Regions from separate parts of the Homo sapiens genome. Here region 1 is linked to region 2. A link is a loop called in an ENCODE intact Hi-C map of the cell type or tissue named here. Cell type or tissue: mammary epithelial cell. All regions are shown on one strand. Links, peaks and the distances in the headings refer to the core of each region. The heading gives the core; the rest is flanking DNA.

Region 1 (5,389 bases), core at 234-5,233, 71 kb after region 2:
TAAATATATTCCAGATGCATTAAAAAGTGAAATAATTTTTAATTGAAAGAGTATGTTGGAAGAAATATAGAAAAATAATGTTATGACCTCTAGAGGTTTCTAGCTAAGAAGCAAAATCCAGAAGGAAGATGTTGGCACTTATGCTGAAATATAAATACTTCTTTAATTAAAGCCATCATAAGTAAGTTACACAATAACCAGCAGTCTGGAAAAAAAACTTGCCAAACATACAACTAAAAATAATTAATATCCAGAATATGTAAACATATCAGCCAGAAAAACTAAAGAATTTATAGAAAGTTTGTCAAAAGACAGAAGAAAACAGTTGGCCAAAACAGATGTGTGAAAAAAGGATTCCTAGACTTACTCGTAATACAGATATGTACATAAGATTATCTATTCAAATATAATAAATTTAAAAATCAGTAAAAATCTGTATAGAGGATACAGGAAAACAATTCCTCTCATACTCTTTTTGTGAAACTTGATAAAGCATTTTTACAAGGCAAGTAGAAAGTATCTTTCAAAATAAAAATAACACATCATTTACTCAAGACTTTCACTCCTAGGAATCTATCCAAAAAATAATGCTTATAACATGTACACAAATACATTTCTTTAAAGATGTCATTTTTTGTTGAAGCATTTTTTGGGTAATATTTGAAATTTTGGAAAATAACTCTATAAAGATAGGGGTAGTTTCAGCTATAATTTATAGAAAAACCCAAAATAACAGTGGCTTATAAACATGATAGTTTATTTCTCCTTCATGTAGGTTCCTGGTGTGAAAACTCCATGATTCTCAGAGATCTGTCTTCCTTTTTGCTCTGCTACCCTCAATAAGTGGTCCAGTGCAACTGCTCCAGCTTCAGTCAGCTGATCCATATTTGAGTTAGCAGACAAGGGAAAAGAAGCCCTCTCCCTTTGAGAACATTTATTTGATTGTTCTTCACTTTACTTACATTCCGTTGGTCAACACTTATCCACAGACACAAGGCCACACCTAGATTCAAAGAAAATTATAGAATTTAGTTGTTATTCTTGAAGACCCTGTGCCCAAATAACATTTGAAGGTCTATTTCTGAGCAAGTGGGAAAAATCGATTTTGTGGGACAACTCATAGTCCCTCCCACAATCTAGCTATTTGCCTACCCCAATATTCTGCCATACCCTTCTTCTGACACACAGAACCCAGTCATGCCTTTTGCAAAATAGACAGTTCCAAAGTCCCACACAGAGATCACTGCAGTGTCTCTAGATTATGTGTACTCTTGTGGTCTGGCAGTTGCTAAAATTAAAAGCAAACAATCTGCCCCCAAACATATCCAACCTATCACGGTGCAGCTGGAACAGGATAAACAGAATAAAAGCTCTCATTTGGAAAAGAGGAAAATAAGAATCATGAAGTGTCACTGGGGCCTTAGCGATGATAAAGTCCTCTCTGATGGTAAGCTTTTGGGTTCCTGCTGTGGCTTCTGTTACTGCTATCTCTTGCTGTAATGACTGATATACAGTCCTACTAATAACTGCTTCAGTGTTAGGGTTAAAACAACTGGCCTTCTCAACTCTTCAAGGAATCACACTACTGTAATCTCAGTCAACCAAGATTGTAGAACTAGGCAGAGAGCTTCTCACTGGCTGGTGTTAGACTATCTACATGAACATTATTGTAGAATTTTGTTTAAAAGTGAAAAAGGCAATCAACACACCTCAATCTTACGTATTGTCTCTACTATTTCCCCTAATGCTACGGTCATTGTTGACACTTACTCTTTCATCCAGGGCACCACAGGGAACAACTGTATTAGTTTTTTATCATCAAATAACAAAGTTCATCATTGTTTCAGAATGCAACATGTGAGTCCTCTTCATCTTCCACTTGATTGCTAAGCCAATGAAAATATATGGCTTCTGTTGCATGCAGCTCTCAATTTCTGTTTCAAAATTCCTTTGCACTGTGTTTGATTATAGATGACAGAAACTACTCTTAGCTAGTTTAAGCAGAAAAGAATTTAGTTCAGGAAATTAGCTACCTCATTGGAAGGGCTTTAGAAACAACCTTTATGCTGAGTCTGTAGAAATGAGACTATTCTGAAGCTAGGCATGAAATGAGAGGTATCTGAAGCAAGGTATCAGGCTCAGTAATTTCTGTTTCATAAAAGACAAATACTGCTGCAACCAAGCTCATTAGCAGAAACAGCAGAAGTACCAGATTGCATGCCCAATATACGATTATATCTGCTCATCTAAAGCTAAGCCTGTTTGGAACCTGAACTGTAGAGAAGTCTGAGAAAAGTAGTCTGCAACTTTTCAGCCTCTGTCATTTAGTAAGCATGTTCTAAGTTACTTGAAATGGACTGCAGTAAATCAATGCATAGTATTTGCCACAGGACCTAAAAGTCCATCTTTGGTAAATAAACTAAATAAATACTGGAACATTCATGTTAAGAAATATTAAGATGTTGTTAAAAAGAGTACGTACAGTGGAAACAGACAAACTTATAGTCAATATGTTAAGGCTAAAAATATTGTCAGAAAAAGCTGAGATAGCTGTTAACTGTGAGGCAGTATTTTGTACAAGGAGAAGCTATTAAGAAATTGCCGGCCGGGCGCGGCGGCTCACGCCTGTAATGCCAGCACTTTGGGAGGCCGAGGCGGGTGAATCACAAGGTCAGGAGATCGAGACCATCCTGGCTAATGCGGTGAAACCCTGTCTCTGCTAAAAATACAAAAAAATTAGCCGGGCGTGGTGGCGGGCACCTGTAGTCCCAGCTGCCCGGGAGGCTGAGGCAAGAGAATGGCGTGAACCCGGGAGGCGGAGCTTGCAGTGAGCCGAGACTGCGCCACTGCACTCCAGCCTGGGCGACAGAGGGAGACTCGGTCCTCACCCCCCCACCAAAAAAAACAAAACAAACAAATTGCCATTGAGACCCCTTGAGTAGTTGCTGAGTACAAGGTTGTACATGCATAGGGTAAAACTCAATGAAGCCAGGCAAAGAACTGTAAGATGAACAACTTTCAGATCTTTCACAAGGTAGGGAAACATTTGAGCTCTGACTAACCAGTGTAAAGATTCTTCAGTCATCAATGAAGCATTCAGTAGAAAACCCGGAAAAGGTCATATCTGGGTGAAGAGAACAAGGTATGCTTGGAATGAAGACAACTCTAGACATGCCATAAAAGTGCTTAAAACAGGAATTAAATGGATCAAACTAATCTTCAAGTAAGTTAGTTGCCTACTAGAATAAAGCACAACATTCTTTGAAGCAAGACATCAAATTGCAGATGTATGTAACCTCAGTGTAACCTCATGTTGTCTAGCACACAATAAAAAATTGCTACATATGCAAAGCAGAACATTATATAACATAGCCAGAAGAGGCCTCAATTGATAGAAACAGATCAAGAAATGTGAGAGAGGGTAGACTAGCAGACAAGGAAGTTTAAAAAGCTATAATAAATATGCTCAGGGATTTAAAAAGAAACCAGGAAATAATGAGGAGAGAAATGAAAAGTACAGAAAAGAACCAAATGAAATGTCTAAAGATGAAAGACATGGTAAATGAAATAAAAAATTCACAGGATGGGATAAAGAACAAATCAGACTGTGCAGACATAACAATAAAATGAATCCAAACTGAAGCACAGGAAGAAAAAAAAATACTGAAAACTAATGGACAGAGCTTTGTGGGACATGCGGGACAATATCAAGCAGTCTTACGTACCTGTGTGGAGAGTTCTGGAGGAAGAAGCATTAGGTGAATTTAGCAAACCATAGGATATGTGGTTAAAATATAAAATTCATTGCATTTCTCTATACTGGTAATAATTCAATGTTTAAATTTGATTTATATTAATTATATAGCATCAAAAGTGTGAAACACTTCACAATATATTTAGTAGAAGATGTGCAAATCCTGCACATTAAAAATTATAAAATTTGCTGAAAGAAATTTAAGAAGCTAAATAAAGGGAGAGATATGCCATTTGTGTGATTTGGAAGATTTAATGTTAAGGTGTCAATTCTTTTCCAATTGGTCTACAGATTCAACTCCTTTTATATGAAACGATAGAAAAGATCAATTGTATTTAAAATGAAGAAAGCAGATCAGAGGTTACCAGGAGCTGGTAGGATGATTAACTTCTAAAGGTCTCAGGATCTTGTTGTAGTTACATTGGTCTGTGTATTTGTCAAAACTTACAGAGCTTAACACTTAAAATAGGAGTATTTTCTCATATATAAATTACATTTCAATAAAGGTGATTTAAAAATAAGCCAATTACATTTCAATATTCTAGTAAAAACTATAACCATGTTAAAAAAATAAACAATTTATAATATCAAATAAAACAAAAAGGTATCTAAAATAAATCTAACAAAAGTGGGCCGTGTGTGTTTGTGTGCATGTACATATGTGTTTTTTTTTGTATTTTAATTATATATTTTATTTAAACCTGTGTCTCTAAAGCATTACATCAACATATAATCAATATTTGAAAAGAATTAATGGGATGTACTACATGCTTTTTTGTCCAAACTGTCTTCAGAATTCAGTGTATATATATATATATTTTTTAAGTTTTTTTTTCTTTTATTATTATACTTTAAGTTTTAGGGTACATGTGCACATTGTGCAGGTTAGTTACATATGTATACATGCGCCATGCTGGTGCACTGCACCCACTAACTTGTCATCTAGCATTAGGTATATCTCCCTATGCTATCCCTCCCCCCTCCCCACACCCCACAACAGTCCCCAGAGTGTGATGTTCCCCTTCCTGTGTCCATGTGATCTCATTGTTCAATTCCCACCTATGAGTGAGAATATGCGGTGTTTGGTTTTTTGTTCTTGCGATAGTTTACTGAGAATGATGATTTCCAATTTCATCCATGTCCCTACAAAGGACATGAACTCATCATTTTTTATGGCTGCATAGTATTCCACAGTGTATATGTGCCACATTTTCTTAATCCAGTCTATCATTGTTGGACATTTGGGTTGGTTCCAAGTCTTTGCTATTGTGAATAATGCCGCAACAAACATACGTGTGCATGTGTCTTTATAGCAGCATGATTTATAGTCCTTTGGGTATATACCCAGTAATGGGATGGCTGGGTCAAATGGTATTTCCAGTTCTAGATCCCTGAGGAATCGCCACACTGACTTCCACAATGGTTGAACTAGTTTACAGTCCCACCAACAGTGTAAAAGTGTTCCTATTTCTCTACATCCTCTCCAGCACCTGTTGTTTCCTGACTTTTTAATGATTGCCATTCTAACTGGTGTGAGATGGTATCTCATTGTGGTTTTGATTTGCATTTCTCTGATGGCCAGTGATGATGAGCATTTTTTCATGTGTTTTTTGGCTGCATAAATGTCTTCTTTTG
Region 2 (5,389 bases), core at 263-5,262:
ATTCATTCAAGATTGTATTAAGTGTCCACTAAGTACAAGGCACTGAATCAAGCCTAGAAGATAGAGTGAGATCTCCATGTCTTCTTAGGGATTACATTTTAGTAAAAACGATAACCACTGGATGAGTAAACAAATAAGAAAGGAACTGACAAATTGTTAACAAATGCCATGAAGCGAATAAATGGGGATCTTCACTCATTCAAATAGATTTTTAATGCCTAAGCACTGTTGTAGGTTTTGACAATTTAGTGATACACAAAACAGTTAAAAGTCTCTATGCTCAGGGAGCTTGCATTCTTTCCAGTGGGTGATGAATTAAGTAAGTTAAGGAGAAAATAAACTTACATAGAGTGGTCCTGTAGACTGAATGTTTATGCGCCCCTCAAATTAATATGCTGAAACCCAATCCCCAATGTGATGGTATTTGGAGGTGAGGCCTTAGTGAGGTGATTTGGTCATAAGGGCAGAGCCTTCATAAATAGGATTAGTGCCCTGATAAAAGAGACTTTAGAGAGCTCCTTCACTCTTTCTTCCATGTGCAGACATAGCAAGAAGACTGCTGCCTGCGAATCAAGAAGTGGGTACTTACCAGAGCAGACACCAAATCTGGTGGCATCTTGGTATTAAACTTTCCCGCCCCTACAACTGTGAGAAATAAATTCCTGTTGATGATAAGCCACCTAGTTTATGGTATTTTGTTATGGCAGTCCAAGATGACCAAGACAGGTGGTAAAGAAAGGCCCTTCTAAAGACAGACTATTTAAGATAAGAACTGAAAAGTACAGAGACTGGGAGAAGAGCATTCTTTGCTGTGGAAAGAGCAAATGCAAAGATTTTGAGGAAAAAAAAATGGCTTGGCCTATTGAAGAAACAGAAAAGAGACCAGCATGGCTGTAATATAGTGAATAAAACTTTAAAAAGATGAAGTAAGAGATGACAGAAAGATCACTTCAATTGCTCAGTACAAAACTGGAATAGTGAAGGGGAAGAGTAAAAGCAAGAAGGCAATTTAATTTAATAGGCTATTGCTGTTATCTGAGTGATAGACTAGGGTGGCTTAGACAGGGTGATGGCAGTGTTGGTGAACGGATGAAAAGATGGATTTGAGATATATTTTGGTGTCATAAATCGTGTAATTTGCTGGTGAATTAGATATGGGAATTGAGAGAAAAATAGAATACAAGGTTGTTTTCTGCATTTTTGGATTAAGCAACTGATGGATGCTGGCACCATTTAAAGAGATATTAAAGACTCAGGAAAATAATAGGTTTGGGCGGAAAACAAGAACACTATTATAAATTTGAAATGCATATAGATATTCATGTGGAAATCTGACTGCTTATTTCAAATAAGCAGTTAGAAGGCACTCGGGGGAAGTTGCTTCTGTAGCTATAAACATGGGAAGTCAGCAGCTTCACAAGTAGATGTAAACTGTGGATTTAGAAGCGTTTTAGACAACAGTGAGGAAGAGAGAGTGAGCAGAAAACAAAAGATGACCCAGCACAAAGCTCAGTTACTCCAACACTTAGAGTTGAAGACAGCAAAGGAGGCTGAAAAAGAGCAGACAAGGACAATAGAAGAGAGAGGAGTGTTACAGAAGCTATAGTACCTATGTGTGTTTTCTTTTTGTGTAAGATGAGTGTATTTTCTTAAATCTTAATCCATACAGTTTAAGTGGAGCTGATTCTCTCCCAACACACAAGACCCTCCCCAAGTCTCTGCTCTCAGTTGGGCATGGTATGAGACTTGCTCAATTAAAGCCTTCTCACTACTCCCACTGATACTCACAGGAAAGAGGCATGTGGTGTGTGTGTGTGTGTGTGTGTGTGTGTGTGTGTGTTTGAGTTTACTAAGACCAGGAAAGACAAGGATGATTGATAAAAGTCTAGAACTGTCAATAGCCATCTTTGTTACCATGTGAGGTTTACCTGCCTAAAAACTGAGATAACAGCAGAAATGTAAGCTGAGAGGTAGAGAAAAATAAATAAGTTTCTGATAATATGTGTTTGAACCTCTAGAGCCAATGATGCCTTAAACTAGCACCATTCCTTGAACTTCCTGGATAAAAGAGCCAATAAATTCCTTTTGTGTTTACATAAGTTGGTTTGAGTCATGTTCCTGTTACTGGCAACCAGAAGAGATAGGACTACGATAAAAGATATTTCAAGAAAGGTGGAGTAGTTAATTGTGTCAAAAGCCATTGGAAAGTTAAGAGAGATGAGGGCAGAAAAATATTCCTTGGATTAGACAACATGGAGTCACTGATGACCTCATGGGAGAGATATCCGTGCAGGGGTGAGACTGGAAGTCTACCTGGGGTGGGGAAAAAACAAATTGGCAGTGGTTGAGTGGAGACAGTGAAAGTGGCAACTTACTTAAAAAGATCTTTTGTGAAGAAAAGTAAAGAAATAGAGAGATCACTGGAGAGGATTATGGTACCAAAGTAGACGCAAGGAAATATTTGATATTTATCTTCAATCATTCTTTCATCAAGTATTTATCCAAGCATGATTATCTATATATTAAGCTATGTTAGCCCATGAAAAAAAATTAAAATTCTGTCATTACCACTCCTTGCTTCCTAACTTACAGTGGTGATGATAGATTTTTAAATGAAAGTTAAAGTGTTATAACAAAAGTCTTTGCATGTGGCAAAAATATAATGAAAATAGATTACTTTTCTCTGTCTGACTCATAAGATTTTGTAGTTCTTAAAAATATTTCCTCAATATTGCTCAAAAGTATTTGGCACTGATTGAAATGGGCCCTACTCCTTTGAATAAAAGAGGAAGATTTTACTCATTCTAGGTGGATGCATTTAATTAAAAAAAAATTCAAGTCAGTGAAATCATCTTTTATTGCCAATTTTCTTTAGTAACAAATGGTAACAAAGAGCTACAATGCAGCAATTCAAGAACAACAACAAAAAATATTTAATGCTTATAAAGTACCAGGTACTCTGCAAGGTGGTGAGAATGAAGAAGTGAAAACACAGTTTTTGATACCTAAAAAATTAGTGTCCAGTATGGAAACAGGTATAAGCAATTAAAAAATTCAATAAGAATCACCATAGGAAGAAACACAGGACTCCATAGGAAATCTTAGGTGGAGTATCCCTGTTAGAGTCAGTGAATTTTTCTGAATGGAAGTAGAACTGAATCTGGAATTGTGAGTAGGACTTGGAAAGGCAGTTGACTTCCTTTTCTTAGCAGCTTACCCATTTCTCATAATCTGATCCAGCCTGTTTGCAGGCAAAACTCTTCACACTGTAACACATAGCAAGTGCTCAATAAATGCTGCTTAACTATTATTATCAGTAGGCTCCTACCTCTACATAAATAAACACAAGTAATAAGCCAATATTAGTTAAGAAGAGGCAGGCAATTACTGTTTGTGGAGATAATTAAGCTTTGGTGTTCTGTAGACTAAATTTAAAATTTATCTACTTAAAATTTATTGACTGTATTAGTTTGCTGAGGCTACCATAACAAAATACTACACATCGAGTGACATAAACAGCAAAATGTATTTTCTCACAGTTCTAGAGGCTAGAAGTTCAAGATCAAAGTGTCAGCAGGTTTGGTTGCTTTGGAGGTTTCTCTCCTTTGCTTGGGGATGGCCACCTTCTTGCTGTGTCCTCCCATGGTCTTTCTCTGGTTTCTCATTTTGTGTTCAAATTTCTTCTTCTTATAAAGACAACTGTTAGATTGAATTAGGGCTCACCTTAACTGTCTCATTTTCATGAAGTCACCTTTTTAAAGGCACTATCTTCATATAGTCATATTCTTACATACTGGGGGTAGGGTTTCAACACATGAATTTGAAGGTCTTACAGCAGTGGCCTTGGAAACTTACCACGGTAATCACTTGGGGATTCAGTTTCCTCATCTATAAAAAGAGGATAGAACACGGTGCCCTAGCTTGTATTTGGATGAGTTTCAGAATGTGGCAGTTTGCAAGACTAGTGGCCTGGTGACCACTTCTGGTATCTACTTGCATAAATTCATACGCACTGGTATTTTTTGGCAAGAGGTAAAAGGTGGAGGTTTTTGTTTGTTTGTTTTGGTTTTGATTTTTGAACACTGTCATTTGAGAACAAGGGAGGAAGTAAATCCAGTGTCTTCTTGAAGTGACATAAAGTCCTGATAGAGAGACGAACTGAAGTAATTTCTTTGAAACTCTGGGTACAGGGAGTGCTCGTTTGGGACCCAAGAGTAAAATTTCATATAACATTGGGGAGTAGGCTAGTTTTCCCACTTTTGGAAGCAACATAATACTGCTCTTTTATTTTCAGTAAATTCCTATCTATTAGTTACCTTTCCTGCAGTGACAAATAGCCCCCAAATCTCAGTGGTTCACAAAAACAAACTTTGATTTTTTTGGACAAGTGATATGTCAGGATTTATGGGTTGGCTGCAGCTGCCGTGACTTTGTTTGGCTCTGCTGGGCTCAGCACCGCATGTCTTCTTATTTCAGCCCCTTTGTGGAACATGCCATTGTCATAGCAAGGAGGGAAGAGCAACAGAGCTGGTAGAATCACATGATGTCTCCAAAACTCATGCTCAGTTGTGGTGAACAGCATGTCTTCTCACAGGCTATTGACAAGGAAAGTCTCATGGCCAAGCTCAAAGTCAAAAAGGCAGAGAAATATATGAAAACTACATGGAAGACAGCATCGGGCTGATATATTCGATCTAACAGAGAAAGAGATGAATATTGCAAACAAAAATACAGCTTACCATATGCTACTGTTTGCTGCTCATTTGAAAAAAAAAAGCTTAGTCCTCATTCACATTAAGTAAAGAATTACATTTATTTTCTTGGATAAAACATGTCACTATATTTCCCTAAATTTCTGATTAATTGCCCCAGTCATCCACTTCACTGTCACTGTCATTTATAGCTATGTAAACAATTGGGGGTTTCATACGAGTAGAAATATCAAGTAAATATGCAAAGGAATCATCTTCAAAACCAAGGACGCATTACAGTGAAGTTCAGACGTAGGCACAGATGTGGCAGGAGACATTTTCTGTTGAGGTCTGAGTTTAAACAAGTGAGACTGGCAGCAAATGTTTATATGAAAGTGGTTTACATTGTCTTGAATTTTTATACATATTACATATTTGTGTGTTTTATTTTTAAATCTGTTTTTAAAATGAGTTAAACACTGAATTAGAGTTTGAGAGTTTGCTACCATTACATATCTTAATTATATAACTGACATCCACTGCTTTGTTTTCATGCTCACTATGGAGACTTCTCAGTTATTTATTTATTATTCATTCATTCTTCATTCATGTATTATGAAACATTTACTAAACCCGGAGTATGCAGTATATTTGGCATTGGAAAGATATAGATGAATTACCATGTCTCAACTTGAAAG

The links. A loop is a pair of places that touch in the nucleus more often than their neighbours do. Peaks named below come from ENCODE experiments on the same cell type or tissue, not always from the same donor. Only the 100,000 strongest peaks of a DNase experiment are listed, where the experiment ranks them.
Region 1: a loop joins it to region 2, with 4 times the contacts of the local background. A loop is called at or near these places in 4 of 110 quality-filtered maps.

The regions. Positions count from the first base shown.
Region 1 is chr12:88,852,204-88,857,592 of GRCh38, reverse strand. No RefSeq gene overlaps it. Among named protein-coding and RNA genes, the nearest start is that of LINC02458, 160 kb to the left of the region's middle. In mammary epithelial cell, for the core only: no CTCF peak of the experiment used is centred there; a DNase peak (open chromatin) is centred at 3,102; H3K27ac peaks cover 1,056 bases.
Region 2 is chr12:88,922,930-88,928,318 of GRCh38, reverse strand. No RefSeq gene overlaps it. Among named protein-coding and RNA genes, the nearest start is that of LINC02458, 94 kb to the left of the region's middle. In mammary epithelial cell, for the core only: no CTCF peak of the experiment used is centred there; a DNase peak (open chromatin) is centred at 2,198; H3K27ac peaks cover 2,724 bases.